Linked DNA regions of Homo sapiens: region 1 is linked to region 2. Evidence: chromatin loops called from intact Hi-C (ENCODE). Cell type or tissue: B cell. All regions are shown on one strand. Links, peaks and the distances in the headings refer to the core of each region. The heading gives the core; the rest is flanking DNA. Region 1 overlaps SUSD6 (sushi domain containing 6). Region 2 overlaps SUSD6 (sushi domain containing 6).

Region 1 (2,907 bases), core at 321-2,820, 58 kb before region 2:
TCTCAGCTTCTGGAAACAGTGTCAAAGCCAGTCATTAAAACCATCTTCAAACCATTCTTCCAGTAAATGAAAAAGCTGAGTGCAGTTTCCAGTTGTCTCAGATTAAAGCAGAGGGGTGGGGGGGAAATGAGAAACAGAGTCAGGGTTTCCAATTACTGCTAACAGGAGGGTGTTCAGAAGGGAGGAAATTAATGAAATCATCAAAAGCCTGCTGATTTTACTTCAAATGAATCAAATCAACTTTAATCTTCCCTGTTTCAACAGAGACTTCAGGCTAGTCAGTGCCTGAGCTACCTGAAAGTTGCCCAGGCTGGATCAGAGGGGCTAAGTAACAATTAACCAAGGCCGAAAAATTTGTTTTGCCCCTTCAGATAGAGGCTGAAAAGACAGGGCCAGGCAGGCTGTACTAACTCTAATTCTCTCCAAGCCAGGAGTCTTCTGGCTTGCCAATACAAACACCATCAGGCTCTGGTGGGAAATAAAGGCTGAAAACGGGGTCAAATTCAATCTGAAGAACAGCAAATTCCCCTAGGACAGTGAAAACATTCCCAGCTACCCTAGACAAAGTGGGCAGAAGAGACAAGGAGGAAGAGTGGGGAGCTCTGGAGGAACCCCTCACATAGATGGCTTGCATAGGGTGTTTTATGATTGTCTTGTGTATACTTTTAACCCCCAAAGCACTCGACGTACATGCTAGCTCTGCCAGAGTGCTGAGGAGTAAAAATGAGTACAAAGGAAGCAGGGAAGGAAGGATGGAAGCGAGGAGGGCAAAGGAAGACAACTGTACCAAGTTAAGAAGAAGCGAGAAAAGAAGAGGTAGCTGGATACAACCGCTTATTCCATCCATCCAGTAAGCATGCACACAGGCCTACCATGAGCCACACACTGTGCCAGGCAGTGGGGAATGTCGAATAACAATCCTGAGCACCCTGGAAACCAGAGCTGATCAGACAGCCTGTGAAGCTGGCAGTGGGGTAAGATAGGCAGGCACGACAGTGATGCAGTCATTCTCTCTGTAGGCAGGTGTTATGGCAGCAGCACAACTGCAGGTGCCAATGACTCCAAAAAGAAAAGTTATTCTCTCCAATTCCCAAACTTGTCTCTAGTTTCACTTTTGGCGAGCCAGTCTCTGGATGGGATTCTGATCAACAGAAGTTCTCATACACGGAAAAAATAAAAAACAAGTAACAAGCCAGCAGAAGTTCCTGACCCTGAGGAGGAAGCTGTCAGGGTAAATCATTAAAGAACCCAGAATATCAGAGCACAAAAGGCACCAGAGAGCTAGTCCACACTCACATTACCCTTGAGTAACATGAGGTGCCTTCAGTTACTGTCCATTAGAGGCAGTGCTAGGGCCGATGCCCAGGACCCCGGCTCAGGGTCCCGTTCTTCATACCACAGAGCCCAGACTGAGGAAAGGCATCCGAAAATGCAGACTTTTAGAACTCACTGCTGCCTCAGGGGGCAGAATAGGAAATGAAAATGATCCAGCCCCGGGGCTCACCAGGTCTGGCTCCTTGCTGTAGGGTAGTATGCAAGGACCAGACCAGCATGGAGAAGAGATACATCTGCCAGCATCCTCCCTTAACCTCTTCTCAGTTTTATTAGGTTGGCCCACCTGCAGTAGCCTATTTCTGAGAGGGCCACTTGTCTCCCTAGTGGGTTCAAGATTTCTCCACCCACTCTGTCCTCACCTCAGCAAAATTTGCTCTGAAAAGAGTCAGACAGGTTTTTTTCAGCCCAAGTATAAATTGGTGGTTCTCAAAGTTTGGTCTTCAGACCAGCAGCAGCTGCTGCTTCATGTCTACCAAGTTCTTCTTTAGGGAACTTGGTAGACATGCACATTTTTAAACCACATCCTAGACCTACTGAACCAGAAACTCTGGGGATGGGACCCAGCAATCTGTGTTTAACAAGCCCTCTAGAGGAATCTGATGCTAGCTCAAATTTGAAACTCACTAGTGCAAATAACCTCCAAGGTCCAGCCTGTTGGTTCTCTCATGAGTATGTGCCTCTTCACTGGCACACCTGAATGACCTCTAGAGTTTCAAACCTGGGAGCCCACACATCTGCCACTGGAGGAAGGAGGAACTTCCCAACTCAGTATATCCTCCTCCTGCTTCCAGGGTTCAAGACTCTGTGCAAGAGAGTACAAAAGGTGAGGACGGAACTGCCCTTTAAGCCTTGACCAGAGGCAGGGAAGTACAAGCTTGGAAAAAGGTCCTGATGACTCTGAATGGCCTCACCTAGTACTGTGAACAAAACAGGACCTTTTCATGCCAGCTCTAGGCTGGTGAGACCAGCCTTCGGAAGGGACACAGGTGGACCAATGCACCTAGGCCTTTCCTTGACTGGAGAGTCGGCCTAAGGCTGATCTGCTCAGATCCCACCCTGCCAAACTGGACTGCAATACTTGGTCTGCAGCAAAACTGGCCTGAGCAGGACACTCGGGGGTGCTCTGTGAAGTTTCAACATGAGACCTGAAGAATACACCAAGCACCTGCTGTGGGTCCCCCTGACACTTCCTGGTACACATCAGAGGGGAGAGTGTGTTCCCACTGCCATGTGCCAGGCAGTTAGCACTGTGATGCAGAACCTGGCATCTCAAGTACTTCCACCACAGCCTAATAGGACAGAATGAAGAAATCTGCCAGCCCCCTCTCTGCTTCCCTGTTCTTTGCCCCAAAGCTGCTCTTCTTAGCCTTCTGCTTCTCCAGCTCCTATCAAGTTTCATTTCCAGCAGGAACTCTGGCTTCTCAGAGGAAAATGACTGACTGACTTCTAGGTCATTCAAAATCCTGACTATGACAGCCTTGTCTGACATGACCAATTATTCATGAAAAAAAAAATTTTAATGATCCCTCCTCTCTCTTCTCACCTTCTTTATTCCCAGGAATGAGGCATTAT
Region 2 (2,907 bases), core at 147-2,646:
ACTGCAATATTATTCATAACCAAAAAACAGAAACAACCCAACTGTCCATCAGCTGATGAATGGATAAACAAAATGTGGTATATCAATACAACAGAATAGCATTCAGCAATAAAATGGAATGAAGTACTGATACATGGTAAAACATGAATAAGCCTCAAAAACATTATGCTAAGTGAAAGAAGCCAGTTATTAAAGACCACATATCATATGATTCCATCTATATGAAATGTCCAAATAGGCAAACCTATATAGAGAGAAAGATGAGTGGTTGCCTAGGGCTAGGTGGGATTGTAGAGAAATAGGGAGTGACTTTTTGGGGTGATGAAAATGTTGCAAAATTAGATTATGGTGATAGATGTACAACTCTGTAAATATACTAAAAACCACTGAATTGTACTTTAAATGGGTGAATTTTATGACCTGTTAAAAAAAAAAGCTAAGTGAAAAAAATACAAAGCTGAATGTACAGGTACTACCATCTGAAGATGGAAAAAACAGAATACACATTATGTTAGGGTGGTAGAATCATGCTGATTTTTTTTCCCTTTTATTTTCCAAGCTATCTGTAATCTTGTGCCTCCCCACCAAAAAACATCTCTCAGTCTTCCTTCAAACAGTTTGCATAGACTGCTATAATTTAAAATGCAAATTAAGCAAAATCACCTTGTACCCTTTTTGCAGTTACCTTTTACAAGCCTCCGTCCACTTAGTTTGCTGAGCTCAACTGAGAACAATCTAAAGGAAGAATTGGATAAACAGGCTCTTATGCCATTCCCAGAAGCCAGTTTCATTTTACTGTCTTTGTCAGAAGCTGAAGCCTAGTCTAGTCAAAGAAAATTTCAGCAAGGACAGTTTACATAAAGGGCAATTCCACACTCTAATCTTAAATTTCTGTGGGTGAAGGCAAGTCACTGCTGGCAGTAGGTTGGACTTAGAAATATGAGACATTCCCTCTCCTCTACAAAGGGTAGCAAGAAAGGGGAGGCTGAGAAAGATCTCTATTTGTGTCCCTTCTCTGAGGTTTTGTATCCAATCTCCAACTGCAGAATCCTGAATCATTTTTCACCAGAGAAGATCCTCTTCTGAGTAATAAAGAATTGTCAGTCACCACCTCTGCCGTCTGCAAACCCACTGAGAATCTATTACTGTCATCAGGAATCCCAGGCTAACTTCCCTCAAATCAAGGAAGGAGGCTTTGCCAAAAAATAAAATAAAATAAAACACTTGTGTATGTGTGTAGGAGCGGGGAGTACATTTAGGGGCACACTGCTGTCAGGTAATTTTAAGGATCTACTAACACTGGCGACAGTAACAGGGAACTACATCTGTTTCTGTTTGAGAAAAATGCTTCAGTAATATCCTGTTTCAGGAGTACTGTGTGAATTCTTGGCACGCAGCCTTCAGATGTTTCAAGGGTGGCTATTTTCCTTTTTTGAGATAGAAGAGCCAGGGAGGGAGACTACATCACAGGCAACACCACAGTCTGTGAAATTAGTTTCAGTTCTCACTGCTGCACTTCCTGCTGTCGCTGTATCCAGTACCTTCACGGACGCTTAACTGTCCCAAGCCTTGACAGTAGTACAGTTGGCCTTTCACGGCTGAAGTGACCCAGCTCAGTGCCACTGCAAGGTCCACCAGTGGAGCGACTTCCACACTCAAGTAAGAACCAGAGGATGAGAGAGCAAATGGAGGCACCCTGCTGGTTTCCAGGCCAAAAAAAACTAAAAAGGGAAGAAAAAGGACACCATCGCAGACACATCAGCCCAAGAAGAACACAGGTGCCTAACAGGCTCTGCTGCGAAAACCTAAGCCTTGTAAGAGGCACCTTTCCCCAGAACTTGTACTTTTTAAGATGAAAGGTTCTTACACAGAAACACAAACTTACACTCATCCAAGGGACACACAATGGCTGTTGCCTTGAATCCAAGCCAGGGGTGGAGTGAACAGATCTTGACGCGCAAGGACAGTCCACCCAAAGGTTCCTGAGTACTATGGAGCTCGTGAGAAACCTGGGGAAAGAGTCTCTATTTCCCCTAGTTTTGCATTTGTCCCAAAGCTTACATTTAACCAAATGTCCTAATCCTCAACATTCAAGTCTGCAACAAAGCAATGTTTGCTCTCAAAGTTGAAAAGAAGACAAGACATGGGGCTCCCTCCTCTATTGGCTCCTTCTGATCTTTCTCCCACTGCTTGAGCGAACACCCTCTAACAAGACTTCCATAGTGTCCAGACAGAAAGAAGAGGGAAAATAAATCCTGCTTGTCAGCTTCAACTAGGAGATAGCATGTCATTTCAGGAGCTTAATAACTCACTTCATGTATGGCAATTACACAACCTGGGCCCAATGGATCTGCTGACATTCGGGCCTGCAAGTGTGAATTGTCTCTTAATAAATGGGGAACTAGAGGGGAAAGACAACCACGTGTGCCCTCTGGCCTTCCCTCTCTGCTGGCAAGTGGTTCTGCTTCATTCTCCACAGTTCACTTGTTTGGTACTGAAATGAGGAAGAGTATGTACCTCACTATTTTTTTTTAAAGATGCTGTATTTCTCCCAGCCTACAAATGATACCAGTAGTAACTTGGTTGTCAGAAGAGCTAAGGATATGAAAAAAGGGCAGAAGAAAATATTTGAAGCAAAAGCCAAGTTTTTATGTGGGAAATGGACAAGTGTGGAGGGAGTGAAACAATGCTTAGTAGCAATAAACTTGAAAGAAGTTCTAACTTTAAAGAAACCAGGTGAATTATTACCTTTTGGAAGGGGTGTGTGTGTGCATGTAGAGGGAAGGCTGCTGCAGGAATTGCTGCCCCACCAAAAGAGCAAAGGAGGACATCCCCTACTGAGAGATGCAACATTACATAAGAACACAAGTTCAGGCCGGGCACGGTGGCTCACGCCCGTAATCCCAA

What was found. A loop is a pair of places that touch in the nucleus more often than their neighbours do. Peaks named below come from ENCODE experiments on the same cell type or tissue, not always from the same donor. Only the 100,000 strongest peaks of a DNase experiment are listed, where the experiment ranks them.
Region 1: it touches region 2 in a loop (4-fold over the local background); 48 of 110 quality-filtered maps call a loop at or near these places.

The regions. Positions count from the first base shown.
Region 1 is chr14:69,672,256-69,675,162 of GRCh38, reverse strand. All of the region lies in intron 2 of SUSD6 (sushi domain containing 6), which reads right to left. Among named protein-coding and RNA genes, the nearest start is that of SUSD6, 62 kb to the right of the region's middle. In B cell, for the core only: CTCF peaks have their summits at 1,198 and 1,507; a DNase peak (open chromatin) is centred at 1,812; H3K4me3 peaks cover 881 bases; H3K27ac peaks cover 2,500 bases.
Region 2 is chr14:69,614,333-69,617,239 of GRCh38, reverse strand. All of the region lies in intron 1 of SUSD6 (sushi domain containing 6), which reads right to left. Among named protein-coding and RNA genes, the nearest start is that of SUSD6, 4.2 kb to the right of the region's middle. RefSeq lists enhancers at 1,231-1,440, 1,711-1,760. In B cell, for the core only: a CTCF peak has its summit at 1,271; DNase peaks (open chromatin) are centred at 1,569 and 2,439; H3K4me3 peaks cover 2,151 bases; H3K27ac peaks cover 2,500 bases.